3 separate regions of the Homo sapiens genome follow, and all the other regions are linked to region 2. Evidence: read pairs that join two places in POLR2A ChIA-PET (ENCODE). Cell type or tissue: PC-9. All regions are shown on one strand. Each heading gives the region's core, and the rest is flanking DNA. Links, peaks and the distances in the headings are about the cores only.

Region 1 (10,906 bases), core at 4,842-7,341, 62 kb after region 2:
CTGGCCAACATGGTGAAACCCAGTCTCTACTAAAAATACAAAAATTAGCTGGGCATGGTGGCAGGCGCCTGTAGTCCCAGCTACTGGGGAGGCTGAAGCAAGCAAATCACTTGAACCTGGGAGGCGGAGGTTGCAGTGAGCCCAGATCGCACCACTGCACTCCAGCCTGGGGGACAGAGCGAGACTCTGTCTCAAACAACAACAACAACAACAACAACAACAACAACAACAACAACTACTACTACTACTACTACTACTACTACTACTACTACTACTACTACAACAATGTGAAGGGACTGAGGGGTGGGAGAAAGACAGATGTCTTTGAGGGAAGAGGGCAAGGGCCGTTGGAGAAACCACCTACCCTCTGGGCTTTGGCTTGGTTGTTACAAGTCCTTAGGTCAAGACCTTGACTTAGGATGGCAGGGGGAGGTGTTGATCCTCAGGGAGGAAAGGCTCTTGGTTGTGGATGTGCCTCAGCTGCAGGTGCTGAGTGTTGAAATGCCTTGCCTGAAAGTCTGCTATCTGGGAAGGGGACTTGGATATCTGCAGAACTTCGCAAAGGAGCTCTGGCATGACCTGGGGAAGTGGGTAGGGACAAGGGGTCTAGGGCCAATGAGGGAGGGTCTTGACTGAAGCCTCCGGAACCCGGGCCAGGAGAGTAGGCGCCGGTCACCAGGGCAACCGGAACGCCTAGTAGTCTCCGTGGCAACGGCGGTCTGGTCACCTCCCCGGTGGGTAAGGTCTCCTGAGGGGCTTGCATTGGGCCTCGAGGGGGCGAGCCCAGAGGGTTTACTTCTGAAAAGTGGGGTGTGTGTTGCGGGATCTCTGTGAGCGAGTGTTTGGGTAGGATCTGCGGAGATCTGTGCGTACGTCCGGGGGAGTCTGGGATTGTGAGGATAGGGTTCCTTTGAGACATCTGTGGGGCGGTCGTTGGGGGCTGTGAGGATCTGAGGGGACCTCGGGCTCTGTGCTTGGGGTGAGAAAGGCAGGGTCTCGGGTAGCTGAGGCGGGGGCGGAGTCTGTGTGTCCTCGAAGCCCAGCAGGACTAAGTTGGGGACCAATAGAGTAGGGCGGGGGCGGGCTTTACTGACAGGGACCAATCGAGCCGGCCGGGGGGCGGGGCGTCACGCCGACGTCAAGTCGAGGCCGCCGCCGCGGGGCCTGGTTATCGCCGGTTCAGCGCAGCCCGGAGTCGCCCAGGCCTGAACTCCTACCCAGGTCCCCGGCCCCCGCCCCGGGCCCGCGAGGACACCGGAGGCCACCCCCCGGGGGTGGGGAGCGGAGCCGCGGGCCAGCTCTGCGAGCGCCCCGCGCTGGCCTGTCCGGCCCCGCCCCCGCCCCGGGCCATGGCCCAGCCCTTGTCCCGGCCCCTCGTCCTATCCCAATCCCCGCCTTGGCCCCCAGCCCCGCCCTCGCCCCGCTTCCCACATCGGCCCCAGCCCCTGCCTGGGTCCCCATCCAGGACCCCCTTCCAGTCTCTGCCCCTGGCCTGGCCCCCATCCCGGCCTCGGCCCTCGTTCCACCCCCTGTCACAAATCCCAGCCCAGGCCCTGTCCCAGCCCCATTCCCAGTGTTTGCTTAAGGCCCTGGCTCAACCCCGTCCCTTGCTGCAGTCCCCATCACAGCCCTTCCTTCCATCCCACTCCCTGCCCTTGTTCAAGCCCCAGTGTCCAGCCCAGCCCAACCCATTATCTCAGCCTTTGCCCTCATCTCTGTGTTTACCCAAGTCTCTCCCTCTAGTCCCCCCTATCTCTCATACTCTGCCCCTCTCCCAGCCTAGACTCAAGTCTGGGTTTCAGCTGCCGCCAGCCCTATTGCTGCTGTTGCTGTTCTCTGTCCTTGGCCCAGGGGCTGGTGAGTGCAGAAGCAGGGAAGATTGAGGCAGGAATGGGGTTCCGGCAGGGAGGGGTGGGCTGGAGAGATTCAGGAGAGGTGGGACCTGGGGAACTAGATCATTGGGGAGCAAGTGGGAGAAATAGAGAGTAGAGAGGTCTTACACAACAGGGATTGGCAGGGTCAAAAGAGTGGTAATTAATTGGGTTTGAGGCTCAGCAGGTGGCTTACAGTTTCTAGCACAGAGACTCCAAGATTTTTTCTGGTGTCTGTCCTGACCCCACTTTGACTCTTGCTTTTCCAGGGAAATGTTGTGGGCTTTGCTCCTGCTCACAAAGTTTGATGGGGGAGAGACAGTCCCACACCAGAAGCCCCTAGTGTAGTGTGGGAATATATAGCCCAAACCTTTGAGATATTGGGCATGCATTCAAACGGCATGAAGAAGAGTTTTAAAGATAATATGTAGCAAATAGATGAATATGGATTAGTTGCCATTATAATGAGTTTTCTTCTTGTAATGATTCTTGTTCCAAAGAAGATTGATTTGCCTAGGAATAATTCCTGATACTTTTAGAGCAGGGCTGAAACTCGGAGGCTATTTTACAGATGGGGAAACTGAGGCTCAGGGAGGGAGCAATTTGTCCAAAGTCAGAGAGCTTGTGAATGGCAGTGTGCTGGGGCTAGAAAAAAGGTTTCCTAATTCCTATTTCATACTAGTGTGTTTTTTTTTATCCACTGCAATGTATACTTAATAGAAAAATAGACCCAAGTGGGGAAAGGCTCAAAGCATAACCTCCCTTCTCCCCGGTCTGCCCACAAGGGTGCTTTATCCACAAACTGTTCCTTATTTGCCAGGCGTCAGCCAAGGGCCACCCTCCGGTGGGGAAGTGACTTGGACAGAAGAGAGAGAGGTCCAATTTTTTAATGGTTGGAATGTGGGAGGAGGAGGGGGTGTCCTGGTCTAGGGGATGTGCCATGAAGATGGCTCCATCATGGAGTGACTGTAGTCTTCATGGCCCAAGTCTGTAGCCACCTCTGGTGGGTGTCACTCTAGATAGGATGGAGATGTGCCTGATGGAGTCTTTGGAAATAACAGCCAACAGAACAGCTGGGGGGTGGAGAATGGGTATCAGTGAGCTCTGGGGGCCTGGTTCAGTGTACAAACTTAAGGAGACGAATGCACGTGAAAGGTCACAACCCCTGCAGAGATGTCTGGTCACTTATGTGTATGTGTGTAACTGAGGGATTGTGGGGAGGCTGGCAGCATGTGTACATGCTTGTGTGTTGTTAAGTGTAGACACGTGCATGTGTGTGGGGTGCATGTGAGCCAGTGTATCTTCTGAGCGCCTGTGTTATGGTATGAAGGGGAGGGGACATGTTGTGGCCCATGTACATTCCTCTTCAGCTCTGCCTCCTCCTCATATGGACAGATCACTGAAGCTGTGAATGGGGCTGGAGACCCTTTCTCAGCAGTTCCAAGGGTGAGGGCAGTGTTGCATGCCTCCCATAACGAATATAAGTTATCCATCCATCCCCAGCCAGTGCCTTTGAAGGAAGGAGCTGTGGAGGCACTCTGTGTTGATTACTGCTGCTGGCAAATTGGACACTGGGCAGAGGCAGTAGCCAGTCAGGTTTTCAGTTTTGGTAAGGGGAAGTTTATGCTGTTGGGCCAAGTTCCTAGCTTCCATCCTCTGCCATCATGGCTTCTTCATGTGCCCATTGAGCAAGCATTGGGCTGGTGAGGGGAGCAGGGTGACCGACAGCCACAGAGCATATACAGCTGAAAGTTGTGGATAAAAACACTGTTGCCCAGAAGCAGGTTCAGGTGCTTTGGGGAGAATTGTAATGAAGTTGGAAAAGAGTACCAATACACCCAAATGGAGGCAGGGCTGCCTTTAGTGCTGTTAATAATGAATGCCTTGGCAATTTTGGACCAAAGTACAGGGTGCTCTGTGACCTAATGGTGGTGATGGGTTTTGTCTGAGGAGAGGCTGGCAGTGTCATAGGACCATCATGGCACAGGGCTGCACAGTGCTTATTGGTTGCTTCGGTTTCATTTCAGGAATGGAAGTTATCTCTTGGGTCTAGTGGTCCCACTCCTGATCCTTGGATCTTTTCCTTGGGCTTAGTTGAGGACTCACACGTGCCTTGCTATTCAAAAAAAAATGGGCTTTTATTCTACCTAGTGCTATTACTAGCAGGGCCAGCCTCAGCCTATGTGTGTAGGTGTAGGGGTGTGTGTGTGTGTGTGTGTGTGTGTGTGTGTATGTGTATGTGTGTATGGGGTGGGTGATGGTCGGAATTACCCTAGCTTCATCATAGAAATATTGGGGAACCTGGAATAAGTTCATCTGAACTCGGTAAGGGCCTTACTCATGCTTCTTCTGGACACAGCTCTGGTAGGCCCTGTTCAAACCGCAAACCAAAGTTTGGAGTGAATGGGGCTGTGGACCCTTTCTCAAGCATCTGCCCTCAGAACTTCTTCCAAGTTCCTCCTAGCATTCCCAGCTGCTGCTCACTCCTTTATCTCACTGGCCTATTCTGTGACCTCTGTAGCCCCTGGCCACTGTGGGGATGGCTTAGCTAGTTCCCCAGTTCCCCAGGCCATACTGTGATCCTTTGAATTACAAGGATCTTTGTGCTTGTCTGTCCATGTTTCCCAAAGGTCATTAAACTGCTTTTCACCACTAGCCCTCATCTGAGGGTCTGCACCGAGGGACTGACCAACATTTCTCCTAACGGTAGCAATGGTTGATCAGATGACCCATCCCTGGTACCAGCTTTGAGGAGGATCAGCCCTTCCCTAACCCCAGCAGAAGGTGCGCTAGAGTTCTGATTTCTTCTAACAATAGTATCCAGGCTGTTCACCTCTTAGCCTTCTGCCTCCTACTTAGCACAGCTAGGGTTCCTAGGAAACCCGTCTCTTCCATCAGTCGGTCCCATTTCCCTTTATCCCTCTCGGCTGCATCTCTATCACTCTCTGAATGCTGCACTGGTAGCCTCTCTGGGTTCCTAGGCAGTGCTCAGCTTGCAAGGTGACAGGTTTTCCTTCCTGACAGTTGAGACTGATCATGTGGTCTGAACTGGACAGACTAGTCCTTGAGTGTAACCGTGGCCTCCAATGGCCCCCACCTATGTAGGGCAGCTCTCTGGGGTGACTCCTGGGGTTGCTCTGGTTCAGTGTTCGTCCTTCAGCAGCCTCCCCTTCCCTTTCTTTGTTATTTCAAAAACACCTCATTTTTGGAGTTAATCTCTCCCATCTCCAGAGAGGGAGATGATTGGACTAGGTTAGCCCTGAGGGTATTTCCTGCTTGGCTGAAAATGCCCCTCCAGAGTAGTCCTTATTCCAGCCCCGGGTCTGTCCTGAAGCTGCTGAGTTCCCCACCTTCTCACCTGTCCTGGAGGTGTCATCTTGGGCTTCTTTTCTGGCTGGTCCGAAGTCTCCAGAGCAGTCAGATTCCCTAGAGGTTTACTTTGAGAGACCTTGCCTGCCATTTGGGACCCTCTTCCCCTGTCTGCTACTGGTTGCCTCCACTGTGACAGCTATTCTAGTCCCTTGCCTGGCTAGCTGCTGACACAACTTCTGCTCACCTTGGCTCTGCTCCTGACAATCATGATCAGGTATCTTGGCATTTTAATGAGGGATGACCACTTCCTCCCCACCTCCCAACTCGGCCTGCTCTGAATATTCCCAAGGGGCTTGAAATCCACTGGGTCACTAACTCACTGCCTCACTGGGCTTCCCTTTGGGGGAACATTCCCCCGGCCCCCACCTACTAGCTGTGCATTCTGACCTGGGAGGCCTGATGACTCTCCTTTCCTGGGGACTCTCATGGTGGCCTGCCAGCTCCTGTCCTTGCTTTTGCCACCCAAGCAGGCCCCTGGCAGCCGTACCACACTTTCCCCTCCCCTCTCCTGCCCTGAGCCAGTATACAGGCAGCGCTTGTGAGGCTGCTGAGGGTTTTTACTGCTCCTAACCACAGGGGAACAGAAAGGGGAAGAAAATCAACAAGGAAGTTACACAGTTCCATGCTGACTCCCAAGCCCCACAGGTGGAGTTTCAGCCTGCTCAGTGGCTTAAGACGCCATGCCAAAATACACACACACACACACACACACACACACACACACACACACCTTCCACACATCTGTTTTTTTTAGGTTTGGTAAGTGGAGAAAATGGCTCCTAAGTGAGGAGGCAGCTGTGAAGTCAAAGGGTCTTAGTTTTGGATTTAGAGAGAGCTAGGTTTGCATCCTCAGTTTGGTCTAGGTTTGAGCCTCAGTTTCCTTATCTGTAAAAGGAGGGTTTTTTTGTTTTTGTTTTTGTTTTTTTTTAAATAAGATTAACGTAAGGATTAAACCAGATGATGGCTAGGTTTCAGATCTGCAGCCTGAAACCCAGTTCCTGGCTCAGAGGAGAGCATTTGTGGAGTTGATGCTATTGGTGAGGAAGACTGGCATGCCTGTTGCTTAATGGAAATGCCCTCTGTCCTGCCCTGCTCCTTTCTCTCTCTCCTGCTTCCCAGGAGGCCTTTTCCTGACTGATTACTCCACCTGCTCACCCCGCAAGCTGAGTCCTTTCCGCTCCTTTGCCAGCACCGAGCTCTTCCACTTCCATGTTCCTGAGGACACATTCCTGGCTGTTTGGAACCTCATCATCTTCAAGGAGCAAGGGGGAACTTTTGGGGACCACTGCCCAGACCAAAGTGTGACTGTGTGAGTGTCTGAGTTAATTTCCCAACCCCACTTCCAATCCCTGACCACTTTCCAGACTAAAGTGTGACTTTAACTGACCTCCCGACCCTGACCCCAACCCGCGTCCAGATTGAAGTGTGACTGAGTGAGGGCCATGACCTCTGTCACATGACCACTTCCGGACTACTGTATGACTGTGCAAGTGCTTGAGCTGATCTCTCACCTGTGGCCCCTGACCTGGAACCACTTTGTTGAATGTGTCAGTATAGGGAATCTATTTGTTTTATCGGTGAAGAGTGACAGTTCTTTTCTTTCTTTCTTTCATTTCCTGCCTCCCACCCCATTGTCTGCTTTCCTCCTCTCCTAATTCTGGTCCCCCAGGTATTTCCGGTCCGGGGCACCCCCTGTCATCAATCCCCTGCATACACACTTCCCAGGGGACACAGCTGTGCCTGGGGTTTTCTCACTGACCCTCAGCTGGACACTGCCCAACCGCACCTCAGGCATCTTTAACGTCAGCAGCCCCTTACCTGGGGACTGGTTCTTGGCTGCCCACCTTCCCCAGGCCCACGGCCACATCTCTGTCAAGGTGGGTTGATGTTGCCCAGGCTCGGGGGTCCAGAACTGCCCTTCCATCTCTGCTGAATTCCCCCCACAGGCTCTCTGGCACACCAGCCTTGTGTCAGGGTGGGCAGCAGCACAAGGGTGGCTGGGGCGGGGCATGGCTAAAGGCCAGCAGGTCACCCAGTGGGTCAGAGGCCATGATCTGGAGGAGGCAACTTGGCAGCCCCAGGAGGACATGCTGGGTCCAGGTAAGCTGAAGGGAAAGTTGAGAATCTGGAGTCAGAGGCTCTGGCACAGGGGAGTAGTGCCGCCTCCTAGTGGAAGGCACAAATGTTAATCAAGGTGAACAGAAGCCAGCTATGGGCTGGTCCAATCTGCTGCACACACCCAGGACTGGTTTTATTTTACATCTTGATTGACAATAGCCCTGAAGACTCTCTTAGGCCACGGCCCAGTATTTAGTCCATCTGGGAGAATGTATTCCTCTTGCATCATAATTTCAGACAGCTTCCTACACCTTTCAGAAGACCACAAGAGAAGCTCTTTCCTGCTAAAAGGAGGCTTTGGGCAGCTAGTGTCCATCCTGGCCTTTGCCTCACTTTTCTCCAAATATCAGCCACCCCAAGCACTTATTTCACAGAGGTTGTTAAAGACTGAAGGGCAGGTTCAAAGGTCAGATGTCTCTCTGGTTTGGAGTGGAAGGAAATGCTGCAATGTTTTCCTGCCACTCTCATGGATTAGGCCAGACAGGTCTCCTATTCCTGTTCACTGGAGGAGAAGCAGGGGGTGTGCTGAGCTGGCTGTTGTCAGAGTGGGATGGCCACGTGCATGGGGCCTGTGGTGAGGGTGAAGAAACGAGCAAGAACAGAGTGAGGATTTAAAGAAGAGGACTCTTAGCACTCAGAAATGGGGTGAATAGTGCCTTTGAATGAGCTGAGACTCACATAAGGACAAGGGTGCTGGCACTGCTATTGTCAGAGATGGGAAGTAGGGCTGAGGTAGTGTCTCTAGGCCTCAGTGACAGGGCCGTTTTTCCTGAGAGTGATGTGGATGTGCAAGAGAACTCCCTATCAAGGCCTGTGAGCCTGCTGAAGGACAGCATGTTGGGAGCTAGCTTGGAAAGGGCCCTAGGTTCTAGGTAGGCCTTGACTCTCATCAGAACTGAGGGTTCTTCTGTTAGAAGGAATGCCTTCGTAGGTCTTTGGCAAAATCCCAACAGGGATGTTCTTTATCCCAACTCTGATCCTTGACCCACTTTGTAAGAACTGACAGGGAAAATCCTCCTGAAGCCTGGCTCTAGTTATCCAAAAACCTTTCTAGGTGAGCAGGAACCTAGGGCCTAGGCCTGGGCTGGGATTGTGGGAGCTGAGGCCCAGTTAGAAGTGGTCAGGATTGCTTATGGCTACCAGATTGGGACAATGGGGAATAGAGATAGTAGTGCAGAGAAAAGCTGCTCAGACCCTAAAGGGTGATTCAAGTGCCCAGACCAAGGGGGAGCTGGGCAGTGAGGAAATAACTAGGTCTGACATGTGCATTTGCATCTAGACATGGGAAGCGGGGCCTGGGGAACTTGGTACCAAACTGGAACCCTGGTCAGAGCTTCCCCAGGTGTGTGGTGAGGCTAGACAGAAGAGGACCATCCCACCGTGCCCACGAGTGGCAGTGGGTCTGGACGCCGTGAGAGATGTAGTGCTTCCATCAGCCCTGTTTGAGAGGTTGATGGGGCAAGGATCTTGGGTCTGGTCCTTCTAAGAATTAGATTAACTTCTGTAGTCTTATATGGTCCTCAAAGGGTTCTTCAGCTCTCCAGATCCTGGTTAATTTCCAGGATTCCAGCCTGTGGGTTAATTGTCTAGAGCATTCCTCCATCTTCTCAACTTGTTTCCTTCCCCTACTATGGCATGCTTCCTGTAAGGCTTGAACACAGGAATTTATGTGGGTTTAGGGTTATCCTTTGGTGGGAACTGAAGAGTCCCAGCGATAAGAAGGCAGTGTGTTTCTAGGGTCCTTCTCAGCTTTGGGGATGAGCTCAGATCTCCCTTTAGCCTTAGTCCTTTAGTACCTGCTTTGTGCCAGGCCTTGGGTTGTGTGCTGGGGACACAGAGAAAAATAAGATGCATGTCGGATATAGGAAATGTTTTAGGAGGATAAAGGGGAGATGGCTAACTCAGCTTGCTAGCGTGGTGGAGGTGGTATTGGAAACTGTTAAGCGGTGAGGTCTGAGGTTGAGAAGGCAGGGAAGGGCATTCCAGGTGGTGGGAGTAGCATGGCCCAAAGTTTAGAAGGAACTGAAGTGGCTCAGTGTGGGCTGGTGTTGGGGTGGTGAGGAAGGTAGAGGGTTGAGCAGAGGCCAGATCACGAAGGGCCTTGACATTTGAACTGTATCCTGAGCGTGATAGGGAGCCCTGAAAGGTTGTAAAAAAGAAGTGACTTACCTGGTCCGGGCCACCCTCGTGAACTCTAGTCCCACACTTCTGCCAGACCCTGTGTCTGTGTTATTTACTACGTATTCCTAGCCTCCAGTGCAGAGTCTGGCACATGATGCCTTTTCACGTCCTTTCCTTGTCCCTTTCTTCCTATCAGCCACTCTGTCTTGTCCCCGGCCTCCATCTCCTTGCCTTTCCTGTTTTGGATCGTGTGTTCATTCTAAGGTGCCCAGTTGCCAGTCTGCTCTGGGGGGCTGGCCTTTGGGTTGTGGATACCATTTGGCACCCAAATGGCTCATGAGGGGAAAGTACTCCCAAATGTCTAGAGTGCAGGTTCTCATCCTTCCTCTTCCTGTGTCTAAGATTTGAAAAAGTAGGTAAAATAATGAAAGCAACTACGAGGAAAGTGAAGAAGTCGACTGTACAGGAGAAAGGATTCTGTTGAATCCACCGACTAGGACCACACGTGACTCAATATCTCAGCTGAGGTGGTTAGAATCTGCTAATAGTGCAGCTGCTTTTCCTCCTCCTACATTAGTTTATTTATTTTTTGAATAGGCAATCCATGCACCTGGTACAACATTCAAAAGGTACAAAAGATATACAGTGGAAAGTAAGTTTTCCTCTTCCATTCTTCCAGTCTCCAATTCCCCGCCCCAGAGTTAACTAGTAACTAGCTGTTAACTAGTCCCCTATATTACTCTTTTCTTTTTGAAACACCTTCCCTTCTTGGCCTCTGTGACTTTACAGAACTGTCCTGGTTTTCCCACTGCCCACTCCTCTGTCTCCTTTCCTGGCCTCTCCTCTGCTTGATCTCCAGGTTGTAGTGGCCCAATGCTTGGTCCTCGAACAATTCCTTTTTCACTTTTCTATTCTCTTGCTTGGTGTTCCAGCACAATAATTTAAAATACCATCTATATGTTAATGCTTCCACGAGTATTCAGCCAGTCCTAATTTCTTTGAATCTCAGACTATATCCCACTGCTTACTTGACATCTCCAACTGGATGTCTAAGAAATGTCTCATACAGTATTTAGTAAAATCAAATCAAAGTGAAGCTAAAAGTATAAAACTCTTTAATTTCCATTTCACTGCTCCCAGTCCATGCTTCTTTCTCTAGTCATTGTGATCTTCCTCAGGAAATTGTACTGTCATCCACCCATTGCTCAAGCCCCAAATTAAATGCCCCAAATCCTTGATTTTTCTTGTCTCCTTATTCCTCACAAGCAATCGTAAAGAAAAAGTCTTGTTGACGCTACTTCTGAGGCATGCCCTGAAGGCTTCTCCAGCTCTTCATTTCCACTTCTAGCACAGCTTCTCTGCTTTCTCCAGGGCTACCACAGTAGCCTCATAAGTGGTCTTCCTGCTTTCACCCTTGCCCCCTG
Region 2 (10,906 bases), core at 3,473-5,972:
AATACAATGTGTCATGTGATAGAGCAGTACTGCATGCAGAATCATATCAAATGATCTCATGTTCCTGTTACTGTTGAGGTGTAATGACCAGCCTTAATGCTCTTTTCTTTGGTTTAAGCAAATTGGTTTTTTTTTTTTTTTTTTTTTGCCGAAAGAGTTCATTAATACTACATTTAGAGAACTCTTAGATCTCTTTTCTGATAGCCAGAGGACCAGATACCTTCTATAATTAGCCATTCATGTGTTCCTTAAAATGAGTCATACTATGTGTTAATGATACCACCATTCTTCAAGCCACTTCAAGTATCAAAAATAAGTTCCATTTACTATTAACATTTATAAACTAATACCAATATTAAATAGCCAAATAATAAATAGGGTTAAATCAGAGCAGGATGAGCTCTATGATCTAGTCTTGGATGATGAGTAGGATTTCAGTAGATACAAATAAAGAGGGCAGATTAATTTATATTGATGGATTTGAGGAAAAAGATTACATCAGCAAATACGTTATTCATGGCTTGATTCCTTTATCATCTATCCATAGCAGACATCATTAAATTCATCATGGCATTCTTTCTTGCTGAGCCTGGACATAGCCTGGTAAGACTAGAACTAGATAATAGGAAAAGAAATGTAGACATTAAGTGGACATTTGTTGTTGTTGTTGTTTTGCACTCTGTCACCCAGGCTGGAGTGCAGTGGCACGATCTCAGCTCATTGCAGCCTCCGCCTCCCAGGTTCAAGCGATTCTTGTGCCTCAGCCTGAGTAGCTGGGATTACAGGCGCCCACCATGACACCCAGCTAAGTTTTTGTATTTTTAGTAGAGACAGGGTTTCGCTATGTTGACCAGACTGGTCTCCAACTCCTGATCTCAGGTGATCTGCCCGCCTCAGCCTCCCAAATTGCTGGGGTTATAGGCATGAGCCACTGTGCCTGGCCAGATTTTTTTTTTTTTTCTTTAAGACAAGGTCTGGCTCTGTCGCTCTGATGCAGTGGCTCACTGCATCCTCCCACCTCACCCTCCCAAGTAGCTGGGACCACAAGCATGTGCCACCACTCTTGGCTAATTTTTGTGTTTTTTGTAGAGATGAGGTTTCACCATGATGCCCAGGCTGGTCTTGAACTCCTGAGCTCAAGCGATCCACCCACCTTGGCCTCCCAGAGTGCTGGGATTACAGATGTGAGCCACTGTGCCTGGCCGTGGACAGGTTATTTTGAAAGAGACATCAGTGAGACTTTATGGAGATGTCTGACCCTGGAGGTCAAGATGTGGGGCATTCCCTATGTGCAACAGGGAAGCCCTTGGCACAGAGACTATGAAGGGTTTCTGTTGCATGCATCTGAGGGGTGCAATAGGTATCACAACCACACTCAGAAAAAATAGTGCCAGGGGAAGATGGTGCAATTTATTCTGCCAGAGGGTACCACTCAGGCTATCTCCAGGCTGAGAGAGACCCTGGAGTTATACTAGCACAGAGCTGGACCATGGTTGCCAGCAGAGTAAGCAGCAAACAGGGGCAAAGGAACATTGGCCTGGAGATCTTAAGAAGCTAGAGGAGCACTTCCTCAAGGGTTGCAACTTTTTCCTGCTGCTATGAAGTCCCCTTCCCCTGATATATCCAGATCCATCTCAGGTAGATAAGCAGGAGAGGGGTTGCTATCTGAGAGACTGAGCAGTTTTTATTCAGGAGAGTCTGAGCAGTACCTAAAAAGACATTAAATGATCAGATAGGACTACGTTAAACTGGTTTGGGGGCTTAAGAGGGACAATGTAGGCAACTGTGAAGATGCACAAGACCTTCATGTGAGTAGAGGGTGCCCTCAGCTCACCCACCACTTTCGATAAACTGAGGCAGGACTGAATGTGGAATGAGGCAGGCCTGTTTACTGTGTCCAGGAGGGACTGATTGGGCCCATTTGAGATAAGTTAGGTAGCAAGCGGCCTAGCTGAGCAGGGGGCTAGGTGCACTCAGCTGCAGGGGCACTGCGTGCCCATGTGTACCTGCCTCAGCACCACCAGTGTCACAGCCCTGGCTGCACCCATTGCCAAGGAAGAAAGAACCATGTGGTTGAAACACATCTACTGTACCTGGCCCTGTCAGACTTGGGAGGACAGGTTCTTGTCTTGTTGTCCTTGATGCTGTTTCCATCAGCATCCACCTGTTATCTCTCCTCACCCTGAGGAGCTCAACCCACCCTGATTTTGTCATTCATTTTTTTTCTCATTCGCTCATTCTTTTATTGAGTCTGTTATGCCATGTACTGTGCTAGGCACTGAGGACACAGTATTTTGTAGAGATAAGGGAATAAACACACATGAATACAATGAAGTTTGAGCAATATTAAGCTTCAGAAATATTACTGAGAAAATACAGAGTCTTATTGGAGTACACATATTTGGGAGAACATAGTTTGTAAAGGAAGTAGGAAGGTTTGTGCTGTGATCTAATAATGATTTTGAGGTAATCAGATGAAAAGTCGGAAGAAAGTTTCAGGCAGAAGGAACAACGTGCAAAGATGAGAGAAATTAAAGGAACAAAAGTTCAGTGTGTCTAGAGTGTAGAGGATGAGGAAGAGGGATGTGACGTGAGATGAGGCTGAAGAGAGGCAGGGACCTGACCATGGGGCACCTTGAAATTCAGGATCAGTTGTTTGTATTTCATCCTAAGCACAATGGGAAGCTATTCAAGAGTTTTATGCAGAGGATTGACTTTGCCAGCACTGCATTAAAAAAATTAACTTAAAAATTTTAATGTAGTTCAAATCTGCATGTCTGGTTCATTTCAGCTCCTTCACTGCCAAACCTGGGGGCAGGGACTGCTTCAGTTTCTCCGCCTAAGATTCTTACCAGTACTGCATTTTGAATGTTTTATAGTGTGGGTTGGAGTGGATCAACACTAGATGCTGGGAGACAAGTTAAGGGATTGTTAATTAGTCCAGATGAAGGATGATGGTGGTTTGAACTGCATAGGGTAGAGGTAGTAGGGAAGATAGATTTGGGGCATATTTTGGAGGTATGTCCAGCAAGGCTTAGATGTGGAGAGTAGTGAGGGAGATGGAGAATTCAAGAATAACTGAGGTTTTTGGCTGAGCACCTATGTGGATGATAGTGTCCTTTGCTGAGTAGGAGAACACTGGGTGGGAAGATATTTTGGAGGAAAATCATGTGTCTTGTTTGGATGTTGAGTTCAAAGTTCTTACAAGACCATCAAGTGAAGATATCCTGTGGGCAATTAGGTATATGATTTGAAAGCTGATAGAAATGGACTGGTGATTCATTCTTGGCACATAGAAATTGGTTATTGGAGCAATGGGCATAGGTATTACCATGGAGAGAGAGAGAGAGAGAGAGAGAGAGAGAGAGAGAGAGAGAGAGAGTTGAGTGGAAAACGAAATCTAGAATAGATCCCTGAGGATCATCAATCAACCCAGGGGCAGGTAGAGAAGGAAGGGTCAGTAAGAGACTGAGAAAGAGCTGCCAGCTGGTTGGAAGAAACCTGGACAGTGTGGTGTCATGGAGGGTGTACCACTACAGTCAGCTGTAGGGGAGTGTTAAGAGTGTTTGGCTGCACTCCTGGAGATGCTTAGGTTACTTATAATAATTGAATGAGTGAGTAGGCTACAGAGGATCAGAGGAGCACACCTGGAGCTCCCAGCCTCCGCTAAGCATCTCCCTAATAAATAGAGCAGCCTTCTGCCTGTCAAATCTGAAGAAAACCTGAACTCCAGGAAGTAGCAGGGGTTCAGAGGAAAGAACAGGTACTCACACAGGCGTATTATATCTTCAGGGTAAACCTTTAACCTGGTGAGGTTTGGTAGGATCAGAGTGAATTTCAGTCTCTGGATCTGAAGCATCCCATTAATTTTGTTGCCCTTTTATCATTTCTAGAAGCTGAACTTAATTTTTTTCTCTGTCTTTGCCTCTATCTTTGCCCCTCTGATTCTCTAGCCCAGTTGATTCTCCTTGGCTCTTGATCTTGGTTTAGTTTGGCTAGCACTCCTTTTCTGAGGAGTAACTTCCGTAACAAATATTTATAGTAACCCCTCTGCTTGGCTGGCAAGTCCCGGAACCAGTGTCCTTACACACTGTCCTAAAAAGCAGTCAGCCCGGAGCACAGCCAGCTTTATTGGCCTAGATATGATTAGATGCTTCCTTTACCCCTTCTGGAGGTGTTAGTGGTTCTGAGCCTTGGAAGTTCTGTTCTCCTTAACCATCTCCTTCTCTCCCGTTTTGCTTTTCTGAAACATATTTATTAGCTAGATGTTAAGGTTAGTAGTTCTACCCTTCAGTGAAGATTGATGAAAAATTAGCCCAAAATTGCTGTCTTCTAATTCCAAAAATCTATAATCTCTATGTTCTGTGAATTGGGTCTGAGGCTAGCTCTTAGCTTATTTCAGGACCTAAATTTAACATACCCTGGGTTTAAGTGGTGGGTTGTAATTTCTATGTAGGAGAAGCTTAAGGGGAGAAATCTGATTGGAAGAGAAGGGAGGCAGTTAGGTTTGCCTTAAAGCTGAGTACACAAGAGTAATCTGGCTGTAATCCAGCTGGCTGGGACTGACTGCCAGAAAAATTAAAAAACAAAGATGTGATTGATAAAAATGTGTACTTTGTTCATGTAAGTGAGTTTTAAAAATGTAGACTCTAAGACCTTTTTTCTCTATCTTCCGTTTGCCAATTATTGCATTTACATAGTTTCTTCCTTCCTTCCCCAAACAAGGTATAACACCATAAACCTGAGAATTTTAGACACATGCTTTGCTCACTTTTTTTCTATTTATGTATTATTTTTATTTGGTTTGCTTTTGGGGGAGGGGAGGCAGGAGTTGCCATTTGTGCCAACAACTCTTTCTCAAATATTCCAAGCAATCTTTTCCTTGGGGAGTTGTACTACACAATTCTATTAATTACTGTTGTGCAATATTGAGATACCTTACATATGTAGCAACAGTGACACATATGCCCACACCCAGTGAAACAAGGTCATTTTCTACTGTCAGTTATATGCATCAAGGTGACAGGTGACGGCATGGTTATGGATTAACTCACCAAGGAAATGAGTGTGGAAAGAAGAATGCAGAAATCTGAGGACTAGAGCCTGGAGATGGGGAGCTTCGAGCTCAGAGGAAGAAGAGGATCTTCATCACGGGGAGACATCAGCTGGATATTGAGATGGAAGGATGACTATGAGTATGAGCTATTATAGAAACCATGGTAAGAGTTTTAAGTAGATGACAGTAACATCAAATGTGACTGATGTGTAACTGGAGGAACTTACTGTCATATGCAAACTAACAACTCCACTGTATTCTTCTTCATCCAGATCATTTGTAAAAATTTTATACTAGAGGCCAGGCGCGGTGGCTCACGGCTGTAATCCCAGCACTTTGGGAGGCCGAGGCAGGCGGATCATGAGGTCAGGGGATCGAGACCATCCTGGCTAACACGGTGAAACCCCATCTCCTAAAAATACAAAAAATTAGCCGGGCGTGGTGGCGGGCGCCTGTAGTTCCAGCTACTCAGGAGGCTGAGGCAGGAGAATGGCGTGAACCTGGGAGGCGGAGCTTGCAGTGAGCCGAGATCGGACCACGGCACTCCAGCCTGGGCAACAGAGCGAGACTCTGTCTCAAAAAAAAAAAAAAAAAAAGTTTTATACTAGACTATTCAACAAATATTTTTTGAGCTGCATACTAACTGTGGTGGGGTTGTATAAATGAGCTATAAAGTTGTGTTTTAAAGTAATATGTCTTCATAAACAAATATGCTGGTAATTTATACATAAAACTCTCAAACTTTACTGGTGTATTTGTTAAGTGGAGACTACAGACCTATTTCAGTGACATTTACAAAAAGTCCTTTGGTATTCTTTTATCCTTGTGGTACCTTAAAAAAACCCATATATAGCTTCTTATTGCAAAAGTAATACATAATTATTGAAAAGTACAGCCAGGCATGGTGGCTCACACCTGTTACCCCAGCACTTTGGGAGGCTGAGTCGGGAGGATCACTTGAGCCCAGGAGTTCAAGACCAGCCTGGGCAATATAGTGAGACCTTGTCTCTACGAAAAATAAAAAACAAATAGCCAGGTGTGGTGGTGAATGCCTATAATCCCAGCTACTCAGGAGGCTGAGGCAGGAGGATTGCTTGAGCCCAGGAGGTTGAGCCTGCAGTGAGCTGAGATCGCACTACTCTGTCAGCCTGGATGACAGAGTAAGAACCTGTCTTAAGTAAAAAGAAAGAAAAGAAAAGAAAAGAAATATATATGTATAAATTCTAACACATACTATTCCTAAAGAGACAGTCACTCTTAACATTTTGATTTATACTGTTCCAGGTTTCCTTTTTCTTTTTTTTTTTGAGACGGAGGCTGCTTTGTCACCCAGGCTGGAATGCAGTGGTGCTATCTTGGCTCACTGCAACCTCTGCCTCCTGGATTCAAGCGATTCTCCTGCCACAGCCTCCCAAGTAGCTGTGACTACAGGCGCATGCCACTAGGCCTGGCTAATTTTTGTGTTTTTAGTAGAGATGGGGTTTCATCATGTTGGCCAGGCTGGTCTCGAACTCCTGACCTCAGATAATCCACCCACCTTGGCCTCCCAAAATGCTGGGATTACAGGCGTGAGCCACCGAGCCCAGCCCCAGGTTTCTTTTTAAAAATTATTTATTTATTTAATTTTTAAAATAAATAAAAGAGATGGGGTCTTGCTATGTTGCCCAGGCTGGTCTTGAACTCCTGAGCTCAAGCAATCCTCCTGCCTTGGACTCCCAGTGTTGGGGTTGCAGGTGTGAGCCACCACACCTGGCCCGTATTATTATTTCTGAAGATCTTTTTATATGTGAAAAAACAATCCATTGTTATTTCAGTTTTATAGCCACTTTAAAAAATGTGTATTGGTGCACAAACTTTATTCTCTGATGATAAATTTCATTAAAACAGTCAAAAATTATTATAAGTTGGTTGAATGAAGTGAATGGTTAATCTGGGTTATTCCGGTTTTCGTTGAATGTACATGGGACTCTGAAGGGGTCATACCCCAGTTCTACCACTGCTGGGTCCTCAGGAGACTCAGCCTCAGCACCTTGCTCCCCCATGGCAGCAAACGCCTCCCTCCCTGAGAGACTGACTGTGCTCAGCTCTGGTCAGGGCAGGCTGCACAGGCCTTTTGCTGGATGACCCGGTAGGCAGACTAAGTGTGTGCCTTTAGGGTCCCAGCAAAGCAGTGGTACTAAATAGATTTGGAGGAAAGGATGTTGCTGTGTTTTTAAAAACATGGAAGTACTTGGCCGGGCGCGGTGGCTCACGCCTGTAATCCCAGCACTTTGGGAGGCTGAGGCGGGTGGATCACGAGGTCAGGAGATAGAGACCATCCTGGCTAACACGGTGAAACCCCGTCTCTACTAAAAATACAAAATAGCCGGGCGTGTTGGCGGGCGCCTGTAGTCCCAGCTACTGGGGAGGCTGAGGCAGGAGAGTGGCGTGAACCCGGGAGGCGGAGCTTGCAGTGAGCCGAGATTGTGCCGCTGCATTCCATCCTGGGCGACAGAGCAAGACTCTGTCTCAAAAACAAAACAAAAAAAAACATGGAAATAGTTACTATGGGGAAATTTGAATTTATTGATTTTATTTTTATTTCTTTTTTGGAGGAGGGGAGTACTATAATCTTTTCAGTGTTTTTGGTTTTTATACAGGTCAATTCCCCTCTTTGACTCATCCCAAATTTTGGTGGGGGGGGCTTCAGTCACATCCTTGTCTTTTTCAGCAGCCTCCTCCCCATATTGTCTCGAGGATTGGGAAGCAGGAAATTTATAATACCCTTTTCTCTCTGTTTTCTCCAAATTCATTTTCTCTCCTGTGTTCCTTTGGGAGAAAAGGGAAATCAGTTCTGTCTCTTCACTCCTCTATATTACTCCATCTGGATGGACCCACACTGATAGCAGTGAACCTTGAACTTGGCAGTTTTGGAGCCAGGGTCTTTGCCCTCAGTGCAGTAAATTCATTTTTTTTTGTTTAGCTGCCAGATTTAGGGTCCAAACAGGAAAACAGAACTCACTCTAAGCATTTAAACCAGAGGGCATTTAATCCAGAGAATTAGCTGGCTGTGAATATGGTGGAAGAGCTGAGAAGCCTTTCAAGGGAAGGTGAGGCAATGCAGGGGAAGATTAGCAACCGAACCTTCTATTCTCCCTAGGCTGTGGGAAGGAGGGGAAGTGCAAGGGGCAGGGTAACTTAGAAGCCGGAACTTTGGGGGCCTGTTCTAGGGAAGCTGGGGCCAAAGAGTGCCTGTCCAGATGCTGGCCAAGGCTGGGAGAGAAGGGGAAGAGATAGTCTGGCTTCTCTCGTTCAGTTTTCTGCCAGTGCCTCCCTGACTGAGCTCAGCAGGAAGCCATCTGTGGAGGGAATGGGAAGGAGCGCCACCATTTACTACACACGCTTCCACATAAGCTTGCGTTTGTCTCTTCCTAGTTAGTACACTTCTTAAGGATATTGAACTAAGTTGAACAGTTTCTCTTTTTTGGTCATATACTACTGATCAGCTCTTCTTATTAGACTTTTCAATGAAGAGATGAAAAATTTGAAAACCTTTACACAGTGTAAAAACAAGCAAACTCTTTTAAAAAAATTTTTGCTTTACTCTTCCAGAATATGGTCCCAAACTGCTGATGGTGGGATGTAGTTCAATTTTGGATATGACGGACCCCTAATAATTACCATAATAATGGACATTTATATAATGCTTTACAATATACAAGGTGCTTTTACATTTATTGTTACTGCAAATAGGTCTTAATCTGGGGATTTTGGAGCCTGTTTATTTGACCTCTAACAGGTTAGCTTAAGGCCTAGATTTGAAAGAAAAAAACAGTAATGCTCTTTTCTTGTTTTCCTCTGAATCACAGATGATAGGCAAACTTCTTTGACCTTTTTGTTAGACAGTTTAGCTACCCTCAGTAGTGGGAGGTGTTCTTAGCTGTCACTGGTGGGAGAGGCTGGCATCAAATTACTCCTCTGTTTTTCTCTCTTGGTGACCCAGCAGGTGTTTAGGACAATGACGACTACTCATGTGGAACCTTTGCAGTCATATAGATCATGCCTGTTGTTTTTGGCCTATTCTCCTTCTCCTTCTTCTTCTTTTTTTTTTTTAGATGGAGTCTTGCTGTGTCATCCAGGCTGGGGCGCAGTGGTATGATCTCGGTTCACTGCAACCTTCACCTCCTGGGTTCAATCAATTCTCCTGCCCTCAGCCTCCCGAGTAGCTGGAATTACGGGCGTCTGCACCATGCCTGGCTAATTTTTGTATTTTCAGTAGAGACAGGGTTTCATTATGTTGGCTAGGCTGGTCTTGAACTCCTAACCTCAGGTGATCTACCTCCCTCGGCCTCCCAAATTGTTGGGATTACAGGCATGAGCAACCGCATCTGGCCCCCTATTCTCATCTAAATAAATATTTTATTTCTTTATTTTCAAAGTGTCATCCTTGGCCCTCAAGGAAGAGTCTAAGTCAGCCCTACAGTTCATCTTGTCTAGTGTTTGATCAAGATTTGCTTTGTGGGCCAGGCGCGGTGGTTCACGCCTGTAATCCCAGCACTTTGGGAGGCCAAGGTGAGCAGATCATGAGGTCAGGAGATCGAGACCATCCTGGCTAACACGGTGAAACCTCGTCTCCACTAAAAATACAAAAAATTAGCCGGACGTGGTGGCGGGCGACTGTAGTCCCAGCTACTCAGGAGGCTGAGGCAGGAGAATCGCTTGAACCTGGGAGGTGGAGCGTCCAGTGAGCCGAGCTGGCACTACTGCACTCCAGCCTGGGTGACAGAGTGAGACTCTGTCTCAAAAAAAAAAAAAAAATTTGCTTTGTGGAAAATCAAAATAATTGAATTTATTCTTGGGCCAGATATACCCCAACCAATCTTAGCTTTGTTTTTATGACATTATACATGAAGTTATCTAAATCAGGTGTTTTTCTTTTTTTTTTTTTTTTTTTTGAGACAGAGTCTTGCTCTGTCACCCAGGCTGGAGTGCGGTGGCATGATCTTGGCTCACTGCAAGCTCCGCCTCCCAGGTTCACACCTTTCTCCTGCCTCAGCCTCCCCAGTAGCTGGGACTACAGGTGCCCACCACCATGCCTGGCTAATTTTTTGTATTTTTAGTAGAGATGGGGTTTCACTATGTTAGCCAGGATGGTCTCGATCTCCTGACCTCGTGATCCACCCTCCTCAGCCTCCCAAAGTGCTGGGATTACAGGCGTGAGCCACTGTGCCAGGCCTAAATCATGTTTTGTGGTTTTTTTTTTTTTTGTACTTGTTTCTTTCATTTATTTATTTTTATATATATAGAGAGAGAGATAGGGTCTTGCTATGTTGACCAGGCTGGTTTCAAACTTTGGCCTCAAATGATCCTTCCATCTTGGCCTCCCAAAGTGCTAGGATTACAGGTGTGAGCCAACGCGCCCAGCCTGGTACTTGTTTCTTGTAAGATGTTCTAGTTCTAACTCTTCTTCTTCAGACCTACTGATCTTGGATTATACTTTTTGTAATACTTTATCTTTTGGTTCCAAATGACTGGTTTTCAGAAAAGCCTTCTTAGCTCTGATGTTACCGTTCTGCCCTTTGATGTTTTTAATCTCCTTGCTACAGCTATGAGGGATTCACCATGTGTGTTTATCTATTAAAAGAAATCCCATCTTTCCCTTTGAGGTCCCATTGCCATCCTTTAAAACATTCAAGATATCAAGCACCCCATATCAATGACATATTTTTATGCTTTCTTGTTTATGATTAAGATTCATTTTTAATTAAAAATTTTGAATAGGTCATACTTGCACACCTGTTACAAAATTAAAGCTATACAAAATGGGCCAGGCGCGGTGGCTCATGCCTGTAATCCCAGCGCTTTGGGAAG
Region 3 (10,906 bases), core at 2,928-5,427, 100 kb before region 2:
AATGTCCTATCTGGAGAATTGGGACGGGGGGCGGTCATTACAGTACACATTCTGTCCTGGGCCCATGCCAAATGCCAGGGGGTCAGTTGTTCCCAGAATTGGCTAGGAAAAGGTATAGCCATTTGAAGGAATGATATGAAAGTATTAAAAATGGTGTTGTAAAGAAGCTATCGATATGGGAAAACGCACATAGTAAGTATATTGCTGAGAGGAAAAAAAGCAGGCTACAAAGGTGTATAATATAATCCCCTTTGTATAAAACATATATAAAATGTTGGAAGGCAAAACAATCAAAAGTTAACTCTGTTGCCAGGCACGGGAGCTCACACCTGTAATTCCAGCACTTTGGGAGGCAGAGGCAGGAGGATCACCTGAGCCCAGGAGTTCGAGACTCCATCTCTCCAAAAAAAAAATAAATAAATAAAAAATAAAAATAAAAAGTTAACTGTGGTTTTTATCTCCGGGTAATGGAATTGAAGATAATGTGTTTAACAAATGTGTATTAAGTACCTAATCTGTATCTGTGCCAGGCACTGGATCACTGAAGCTAAAGGGATGAATGGGACAAACAGGGTGATTTTAAAAATTCTCTTATACTTCTGCCTTTCCCAAGTTTTCTACATTAAGCATGCATTACTTTGTAGTTAGAAAAAAAAAGTTATTAAAAAAAACAAAATGTCAGAAACTTTAGGCTCCCTCCCTACTGTTTTGGACTCCTAGGAATCTGGGCCGCAAGCCAAGAACCAGAGGATTGTCAGGGTTCTGAGGTCTCTACCACCTCCCCACCAGCTCTGACATTCTAAGAATTCTAAGAAAGGAATAATGCTGGGCTTAGACCAGGGAGGAATAACTTGAAGGGCTTGGATGAAGGAAGGGGAGAGTTTGGATCAGACTGTACCTTGGGCTTATGTCCCAAGGAAACTGGTGGTGATACCAGATAGGTAAAGGACTGGTTACACTGTCTCAAGTGAATGTGGGACAGTCCACACACTAAGAGCTCAAACATGGAAGAGGACAGATAATCCCATGGTAATTGGTGTCACTGTGAGCCCAGGTGATGAGAGTAGACCACAACACCTGGGGTGCAGTTGGTGATGGGTGTGTTTGTGAATGCTGCCAGTGTGTGTTAGTGCTTTGGGTGGGTGGAAGAGGGGTGGGGAATAGAGCCTCCTGTGAGCATCGGTTGGGGAATCATTCAACTCTAGAAGAGGAAGAGGGCAAAGCCGAGAAGACACACTGAAAACAGTTGGTGACAACTAATTCCCTGGGGACCGAGTCTCCCACAGAGCAAGTCAGGCACACCATACTCTACCTGGAACAGCTGCTAAACTCCGCTCCCACAGCCAAAGATAGGAGGGGCCAACAGGAGGAGGTTCAGAGGATAGTCAATAACCCCTTTATTCTTTAATTATCCTCAAATTTTGCTTTCAATCCGATGGATGCTGGAGAAGCACTAGGGATGCTTTGAACAACAATCATCAGTCATTCAACAAAATTAGGCTGGGCATGGTGGCTCACGCCTGTAATCCCAGCACTTTGGGAGGCTGAGGCAGGCGGATCACCTGAGGTCGGGAGTTACAGTTACAATGGCTGTGTGCTTCTTTATGTGTTGTCAGAGACCAGCCTGACCAATGTGGTGAAACCCCGTCTCTACTAAAAATACAAAATTAGCCGGGCATGGTGGCACGTGCCTGTAATCCCAGCTACTTGGGAGGCTGAGGCAGGAGAATCGCTTGAACCCAGGAGGCAGAGGTTGCAGTGAGCCGAGATCATGCCATCGCACTCCAGCCTGGGCAATAAGAGCGGAACTCTGTCTCAAAAAAAAAAAAAAATTAAATGCCAATCATGTGCCAGGTCCTGTGCTAGGCATGAAGATGAAATGGTGGGCAAGAGACATATGACCCCTGCCCACAGGGAGCTTACACTCCAGCATGGCAGATACAGTAAGGAGTCACCATAAAATGAGGAAACATTACAAGAGACATGTAGTCTTCTACACAAGCATGCAGTGAAGGGACTGATCCTAGTGTAGGAGTCAGGGAAGGCTTCTTCTCAAAGAAGTGATATGTGAACTGATGACCTGAAGGATGAATAAAACCTGGCTAGGCAGAGCTGGGCGCTGGCAGCAAGGGAAGTGGAAAAAAGAGTCAAACAGCATGGACAAAGGCTTGGACACACACATATGCAAGCATACGATGAATTTAAGGAACTGCTAGAAGTTCTGTAAGATGAGAGCATAGACTGCAAGGGAGAGAGTGATGACAAAGGAGACTGGAGAGGTAGACAGAGGCCAAACTTAGAAGGAATTTATATCAGTAAAATTGTGATATAAGTAATAATAAATTCAAAGTGGCTAAACATTAAGATAATTTATTGGCTCATGCAACTGAAAAGTCCAGAAGCAGGTGGGCCCTAGTGTTGGCCTAATCCAGCAGCTCAATCATGTTACCAAGGACCTCTTTCCACCACTCCACTGTGCCTTCCATGGTTTTACCTTCATCTTAAGGCTGGCTTCCATTGTGGGTACAAGATGGCTGCCCACAGTTACAATGGCTGTGTGCTTCTTTATGTGTTGTCCGCAGAGTTGGTTCCCTTAGCCATCAAATACTTCAGACAGAGAGCTTCACTGATTGGACCTCCCTAGGTCACAAGCCCACCATGGAAACCAGGGCAATGGCGGCCCTCTGAAGGCCACGTCAGGTACTGTGAACCTTATCCTAAGGGCAATGGGAAACCATTGAAAGGCCTTAAACAGGGAGTGAGATCATCAGATGTGCCATTTTAGAAACATCACTCTGGTTGGCTGGACTCAGCAAGACCCATCAGGAGGCAGTTGCAGTCATCCAGGTAAGAGGTGACGAAAGTATGAGCCAAGATGAAAAATGTAGATGAAAAATTTAGAAGGTAGAATCCATAGGGCATGGTTATTGAATGCTAGGGTGAAGGAAAAGATGAAAGTAGAGATGGTACCAGGTTTCTGGCTTCTAGGTGGAGGGTGGTGCTATTCACTGAAGGAGGATGAAAAGGAGATTTGCGGGGAAGACAAATTCAACCTGGGGCCTGTTAAACTTGAAATACTTGTGGGACATCCAAGTGGAGATGTCTTGGGTCTTGTCTATTAGGCAGATGGTTATGGGTCTGGCATGGGGAGAGAGTCCAGCCTGGGAATACTTGGGTGTCATCAATTTATAGGAGCCATGGGAGTGGATGACACGGCCTTGCAAAGATAAGTAGCAGGATAAGGGCAAAAGCATGAGAGTCTTCAATACGAACTCATCCCTTCTCATCCTGTGCGTCCACGTCAGTTCCCCTGCACTGATGGTGGACTAAATGGTGGCCCCATATAAAGACATGTCCATGTCCTAATCCCCAAGACCTGTATATGTGACCTTGTTGGGAAAAAGGGTCTTTGCAGACATAATTAGTTAAGGATCTTGAGATGAGATCATTCTGGATTATGTTGGTAGGCCCTAAATCCAATGACAAGTGTCTCAGTGAGAGACACCCAGTGGAGACACAGGGGCAAGAGAAGGCCATGTGAAGTTGGAGTAATGCAGCTACAAGTCAAGGAATGCCTGGAGCCGCCAGAAGCTAGAAGAGGCAAGGAAGGATTCTTCCCCAGAGCCTTCAGAGAGAGTCCAGTCCTGTCAAAACCTTGATTTCAGACTCTGGCCTCCAGAACTGTGAAAAAATCCATTTCTGTTGTTTTAAGCTACCCACTTGGTGGTAATTTGTTACAGCAGCCCTTGGAAATGAATATAGATGGGGAGGTAGCCAGAACTACAAGTCAGCCTCAAGGTTCTACAAGGAATTTGATCAGTCTTTGCCCCCAAGCTATGGCTTGGGAGAGGGAGCATTTTCCCTTCTACCCCACCAGTGAATAGTTTCCTCCTCTGCCATGCTGGGATAGGCAGAGACATGTTTTAGTAACATGACCCCTCAGTGTTTGAAAACACAAACCCTCATGAGCAAACACTTGGCCTATAATAACCACAGAGAGGTCCTGATCCAGGTGTGGGGTGCCCTGGTCAGTCAGTCCTGAGTATACTCTGTCCCAACCCGGGGAGACTCAGGAAACAATAACTCAAACCTGTTTGAGGGTTTGGCAGACTCCCAGCATGATCCAGGGTCAGAGTCCACATTCTCCACTCAGACCAGAGACGAGAGAGACAGAGAAACAGAGCCATAGGGAATCGCATTTGAAAAATGAGTGAGCTGTAACAGAGAGCTGGATTAGTCGTTACCACATTCTGTCTTGTATAGGCCCATCCAATTCAGATATTACCATGTACTTCCATATGTCAGGGGCCAAGCAAGTTCCAAGCTAATGACAGAGCTGACCAAGACAATCAGCTGGCCATCCAGAGTGTACCCTGGACCACACTGCCATGGAGAGCTCTGAATTTGGCTCCAGAAATGGCACCCTAGAATCTTAGGCTGACTACATCTGAGGTTGACCATTTGGAGGACAGCTGTTATTCAGTCATATATATTTTGTTGTACAATATGACAGTCATCCGACAACACAGATGATTTGGAGTGCCACAAAAATGTGGTGTTGGGCCAGGCATGGTGGCTCACGCCTATAATCCCAACTCTTTTGGAGGCTGAGGTTGGAGGATCACTTGAGGTCAGAGGATCACTTGAGGTCAAGAGTTCAAGACCAACCTGGGCAATATAGCGAAACCCCATCTCTACAAAACAAATAAAAAAATTAGCCAGGGGTGGTGGCTTGTGCCTGTGGTCCTAGCTACTCAGGAGGCTGAGGCAGGGGGATCACTTGAGCCTAGGAGATCAAGCCTGCAGTGAGCTATGACGCCACTGTACTCCAGTCTGGGTGACAGAGTAAGACCTTGTCTCAAAAATAATAATAATGTAAAAAGTTATGTCATGTTTATGGGATAGTTGTGGACATGCACAGGTCATTGACAATGAGCTCCTTGAGGGCAGAGAATATATCTTAGTCAATTTGGTATTTCTCAAGCATCTGGCAAGGTAATCTGCAAAAAGAAAATGCTCAATAATGGCTGTTGAATAAAAGACTGACTCAATCAAGTACGGACCCTGCCCTTATGGAGCTGAAGGCCGTTAGAGCAGATAAAATGAGTTATCACCCTTATATGAGTTAGACGGTGGACAAAGTTATTATTGAGGGCAGGCAAAGAACTGGGTTGGCTCAAAGATGCCAGGGATCTTTTCCAGACTAGTGGTAGAGGGTTGGTTAAGGAGTTTCCTGAAGGAGGTGGCCTTTCATCTGAGTTTCAAAGAACAGAAGAGATTAGACAGGGAGGACAGTAAAATTTTTTTTTTTTTTTGAAACAGTCTCGCTTTGTCGCCCAGGCTGGAGTGCAGTGGCGCGATCTTGGCTTACTACAAGCTTTGCCTCCTGGGTTCACGCCATTCTCCTGCCTCAGCCTCCTGAGTAGCTGGGACTACAGGCGGCCGCCACCACGCCCGGCTAATTTTTTTTTTTTTTTTTTTTCAGTAGAGACGGGGTTTCACTATGTTAGCGACGATTTTTGTCTGTTTGTTTGTTTTTGAGACAGAGTCTCACTCTGTCGATCAGGCTGGAGTGCAGTGGCGCGATCTCGGCTCACTGCAACCTCTGCCTCCCAGGTTCAAGTGATTCTCCTGCCTCAGCCTCCTGAGTAGCTGAGATTACAGGTGCCTGCCACCATGCCCAGCTAATTTTTGTATTTTTAGTAGAGACGGGGTTTCACCATGTTGGCCAGGCTGGTCTCGAACTCCTGACCTCAGGTGATCTGCACACCTCGGCCTCCCAAAGTGCTGGTATTAGAGGCATGAGCCACTGCACCTGGCCAGTAAAACTATTTGTGACACAGCAGCAAGTGCACAAGCACTGACCTATCAGAGTTGAAGGTGGCTGAGGCACTCAAGTGGGCTCCTGGGGACTCTGTTATGCCAGGGAATACCTCTTTAGATAAGGGATCAGGAGGTCTGGAGGGTCCCTAAGGAAGAGCTAGGGTAGCAGGGGTACCCTGGAGCTAGGGGCCATGGCTATATGCCAACAGGATTAGAAATATCTTAATGTATTTAATTAACCTACACAACCATATTGGTGGGTGCCTACTGAATATTAGCCCTAGATATGGACCTGAAATGGCCTTATTCTCTTTTAGTTTGTTTAAGCCAATGGAGCCTTACTAGAATGTGAGCTACAAAACAGTAGAGCTATTCTCTATTCAATGCTGCATCTGTAGGGCCTAGAACAGCACCTGAAGGACTGGCGGAGGCTTAATAAATTGTTAAAAGGGCAGACTAGCCAGGTGTGATGGCGTGTGCCTGTAGTCCCAGCTACTTGGGAGGCTGAGGCAGGAGGATCACTTGATCCCAGGATTTCTGGGCTGTAGTGTAGTATACCAGTCAGGTGTCTGCACTAAGTTCTGCATCAACCTGGTTGCCTAAGGATGGTTGAACTGACCCAGGTGGAAATTGGAGCAGGTCAAAACTCAATGCTGATCAGTAACAGGGTCGCACCTGTAAATAGCCACCGCCCTCCAGCCTGGGCAACACAGTGAGATCCCATCTCTAAAATAAATTTTAAAAATAATTAATTAGAAAAAAAAACCAGCCTGTAATCCCAGCACTTTGGGAGGCCAAGGCGGGCAGATCACCTGAGGTCAGGAGTTCAAGACAAGCCTGGCCAACATGGCAAAACCCCAATCTCTACCAAAAATACAAAAATTAGCTGGGCGTGGTGGCAGGTGCCTGTAGTCCCAGCTACCCAGGAGGCTGAGGCAAGAGAATCGCTTGAACCTGGGAGGTGGAGATTGCAGTGGGCCGAGATCGCGCCACTTCACTCCAGCCTGGGTAGCAGAGTGCGACTCTGTCTCAAAAAAAAAAAAAAAGAAAGAAAAGAAAAGAAAAAGAAAAGAAAAGAAAAAAACTGGGAGGCCTAAGCCCATTCTTGGTGTCCTCACACTCTTCTGCCCCATCTCCTTGCACCCAGTCTTCCCCTGCAATCTGTGCTCCATACTAGCCCTCAAGCCCTCAACGTGACCTAGTATGAGAACTGGATTCTGTCACTCTCCTGCTCATAATATTTTATGCCTTCCCTTTGCCCAGAATATCATTCTCCCTATTGTTTTTACCAATGGAACTGGTATTTCTTCAAGGACATGATCAAATTTGCCTACTTCTATATTATCTTCTAAAGCAGAATTCATCTCTCTTCCCTCAATATGATGATATTGACAGGGTTTGCCCTCACTCACTAGATTGTGAGCTGCTCAGGGCAGGTAGCGTTTTTTGTTTTTGTTTTTGTTTTTCTTTTTTGAGACAGGGTCTTGCTCTGTCACCCAGGCCAGAGTGCAATGGTACAGTCTCAGCTCACTGCAGCCTCAACCGCCTCGGCTCAAACCATCATCCCATTTCAGCCTCCTGAGTAGCTGGGACTACAGGCACATGCCATTACACCTGGCTAATTTTTTTGTATTTCTAGTAGAGACAGGGTTTGGCCATGTTGCCCGGGCTGGTCTCGAACTCCTGGACTCAAGCAATCCACCCACCTCAGCCTCCCAAAATGAGGGACCGTGTCTTATTCATTTCCATGTCCCTAGTCCATAGCCCAGTGCTGGACCTATGGTAGTACTAAATAAATATTTGTTGAATGCAATAGTAAATAGCATTTCAGGGAGCAAGAACTAGATTAACAAAGGTGGTAAAAGGTTTGGAGAAAAAAATAATAGTTTAATTTGGCTAGAGTATGAGGGAGAGTAGTAGGAGACAAGATGGAAAGGTCTCTTGGGCAAGGTTTTGAAGGAAGTTGGAAGTCAGAAGTACACAATGTGCATATCGTGGCAGGCAGTGGGGAGCCAATGAAGGCTTTTGAGCAGGAGAGTAATGTGTTGAAAAATAAATATAGGTTAAACCTATCAGAGCCCCTCTGACACATACACTTGCTTTTCATTCAAGCTCAAGTTTGTCTCCCACATACCCATTACTTAACTCACCCTCGGGCTCCCCTAGCAGCCTGCCCTACCTCTTTACCTGCTTCCTGGTGGAGTCAGGGATGTATACATGAGCTGCTTTCCCTCTCAGCCAGAGGACATGGGGGCCCCAGCTCCCCTGCCTTTCCCCTTCTGTGCCTGGAGCTGGGAAGCAGGCCAGGGTTAGCTGAGGCTGGCTGGCAAGCAGCTGGGTGGTGCCAGGGAGAGCCTGCATAGTGCCAGGTGGTGCCTTGGGTTCCAAGCTGAGTCCATGGCCCCGATAACCTTCTGCCTGTGCACACACCTGCCCCTCACTCCACCCCCATCCTAGCTTTGGTATGGGGGAGAGGGCACAGGGCCAGACAAACCTGTGAGACTTTGGCTCCATCTCTGCAAAAGGGCGCTCTGTGAGTCAGCCTGCTCCCCTCCAGGCTTGCTCCTCCCCCACCCAGCTCTCGTTTCCAATGCACGTACAGCCCGTACACACCGTGTGCTGGGACACCCCACAGTCAGCCGCATGGCTCCCCTGTGCCCCAGCCCCTGGCTCCCTCTGTTGATCCCGGCCCCTGCTCCAGGCCTCACTGTGCAACTGCTGCTGTCACTGCTGCTTCTGGTGCCTGTCCATCCCCAGAGGTTGCCCCGGATGCAGGAGGATTCCCCCTTGGGAGGAGGCTCTTCTGGGGAAGATGACCCACTGGGCGAGGAGGATCTGCCCAGTGAAGAGGATTCACCCAGAGAGGAGGATCCACCCGGAGAGGAGGATCTACCTGGAGAGGAGGATCTACCTGGAGAGGAGGATCTACCTGAAGTTAAGCCTAAATCAGAAGAAGAGGGCTCCCTGAAGTTAGAGGATCTACCTACTGTTGAGGCTCCTGGAGATCCTCAAGAACCCCAGAATAATGCCCACAGGGACAAAGAAGGTAAGTGGTCATCAATCTCCAAATCCAGGTTCCAGGAGGTTCATGACTCCCCTCCCATACCCCAGCCTAGGCTCTGTTCACTCAGGGAAGGAGGGGAGACTGTACTCCCCACAGAAGCCCTTCCAGAGGTCCCATACCAATATCCCCATCCCCACTCTCGGAGGTAGAAAGGGACAGATGTGGAGAGAAAATAAAAAGGGTGCAAAAGGAGAGAGGTGAGCTGGATGAGATGGGAGAGAAGGGGGAGGCTGGAGAAGAGAAAGGGATGAGAACTGCAGATGAGAGAAAAAATGTGCAGACAGAGGAAAAAAATAGGTGGAGAAGGAGAGTCAGAGAGTTTGAGGGGAAGAGAAAAGGAAAGCTTGGGAGGTGAAGTGGGTACCAGAGACAAGCAAGAAGAGCTGGTAGAAGTCATCTCATCTTAGGCTACAATGAGGAAATTGAGACCTAGGAAGAAGGGACACAGCAGGTAGAGAAACGTGGCTTCTTGACTCCCAAGCCAGGAATTTGGGGAAAGGGGTTGGAGACCATACAAGGCAGAGGGATGAGTGGGGAGAAGAAAGAAGGGAGAAAGGAAAGATGGTGTACTCACTCATTTGGGACTCAGGACTGAAGTGCCCACTCACTTTTTTTTTTTTTTTTTTTGAGACAAACTTTCACTTTTGTTGCCCAGGCTGGAGTGCAATGGCGCGATCTCGGCTCACTGCAACCTCCACCTCCCGGGTTCAAGTGATTCTCCTGCCTCAGCCTCTAGCCAAGTAGCTGCGATTACAGGCATGCGCCACCACGCCCGGCTAATTTTTGTATTTTTAGTAGAGACGGGGTTTCGCCATGTTGGTCAGGCTGGTCTCGAACTCCTGATCTCAGGTGATCCAACCACCCTGGCCTCCCAAAGTGCTGGGATTATAGGCGTGAGCCACAGCGCCTGGCCTGAAGCAGCCACTCACTTTTACAGACCCTAAGACAATGATTGCAAGCTGGTAGGATTGCTGTTTGGCCCACCCAGCTGCGGTGTTGAGTTTGGGTGCGGTCTCCTGTGCTTTGCACCTGGCCCGCTTAAGGCATTTGTTACCCGTAATGCTCCTGTAAGGCATCTGCGTTTGTGACATCGTTTTGGTCGCCAGGAAGGGATTGGGGCTCTAAGCTTGAGCGGTTCATCCTTTTCATTTATACAGGGGATGACCAGAGTCATTGGCGCTATGGAGGTGAGACACCCACCCGCTGCACAGACCCAATCTGGGAACCCAGCTCTGTGGATCTCCCCTACAGCCGTCCCTGAACACTGGTCCCGGGCGTCCCACCCGCCGCCCACCGTCCCACCCCCTCACCTTTTCTACCCGGGTTCCCTAAGTTCCTGACCTAGGCGTCAGACTTCCTCACTATACTCTCCCACCCCAGGCGACCCGCCCTGGCCCCGGGTGTCCCCAGCCTGCGCGGGCCGCTTCCAGTCCCCGGTGGATATCCGCCCCCAGCTCGCCGCCTTCTGCCCGGCCCTGCGCCCCCTGGAACTCCTGGGCTTCCAGCTCCCGCCGCTCCCAGAACTGCGCCTGCGCAACAATGGCCACAGTGGTGAGGGGGTCTCCCCGCCGAGACTTGGGGATGGGGCGGGGCGCAGGGAAGGGAACCGTCGCGGCAGTGCCTGCCCGGGGGTTGGGCTGGCCCTACCGGGCGGGGCCGGCTCACTTGCCTCTCCCTACGCAGTGCAACTGACCCTGCCTCCTGGGCTAGAGATGGCTCTGGGTCCCGGGCGGGAGTACCGGGCTCTGCAGCTGCATCTGCACTGGGGGGCTGCAGGTCGTCCGGGCTCGGAGCACACTGTGGAAGGCCACCGTTTCCCTGCCGAGGTGAGCGCGGAGCTGGCCGAGAAGGGGCAAAGGAGCGGGGCGGAGCGGGGCCAGAGACGTGGCCCTCTCCTACCCTCGTGTCCTTTTCAGATCCACGTGGTTCACCTCAGCACCGCCTTTGCCAGAGTTGACGAGGCCTTGGGGCGCCCGGGAGGCCTGGCCGTGTTGGCCGCCTTTCTGGAGGTACCAGATC

What was found. ChIA-PET counts read pairs that join two places held together with the same protein. Peaks named below come from ENCODE experiments on the same cell type or tissue, not always from the same donor. Only the 100,000 strongest peaks of a DNase experiment are listed, where the experiment ranks them.
Region 1: POLR2A ChIA-PET joins it to region 2 with 6 read pairs; 5 of 35 experiments call an interaction of 5 or more read pairs at or near these places.
Region 3: POLR2A ChIA-PET joins it to region 2 with 5 read pairs; 6 of 35 experiments call an interaction of 5 or more read pairs at or near these places.

Annotation. Positions count from the first base shown.
Region 1 is chr9:35,828,099-35,839,004 of GRCh38, forward strand. It overlaps TMEM8B (transmembrane protein 8B), which reads left to right and starts at 1,130. Exons shown (of 13, transcript NM_001042590.4): 1 at 1,130-1,857; 2 at 6,363-6,552; 3 at 6,913-7,120. The coding sequence starts at 1,350. FAM221B (family with sequence similarity 221 member B) reads right to left here and starts at 634. Exons shown (of 7, transcript NM_001012446.4): 1 at 365-634. RefSeq lists a silencer at 987-1,436 and enhancers at 1,722-2,222, 7,580-8,493. In PC-9, for the core only: no CTCF peak of the experiment used is centred there; DNase peaks (open chromatin) are centred at 4,903 and 5,863.
Region 2 is chr9:35,767,158-35,778,063 of GRCh38, forward strand. It overlaps a transcript of RGP1 not described here. Among named protein-coding and RNA genes, the nearest start is that of MSMP, 18 kb to the left of the region's middle. In PC-9, for the core only: no CTCF peak of the experiment used is centred there; a DNase peak (open chromatin) is centred at 5,004; H3K27ac peaks cover 862 bases.
Region 3 is chr9:35,665,494-35,676,399 of GRCh38, forward strand. CA9 (carbonic anhydrase 9) reads left to right here and starts at 8,435. Exons shown (of 11, transcript NM_001216.3): 1 at 8,435-8,869; 2 at 10,045-10,074; 3 at 10,268-10,438; 4 at 10,571-10,713; 5 at 10,804-10,896. The coding sequence starts at 8,467. It also overlaps the pseudogene RN7SL22P. In PC-9, for the core only: no CTCF peak of the experiment used is centred there; a DNase peak (open chromatin) is centred at 4,048.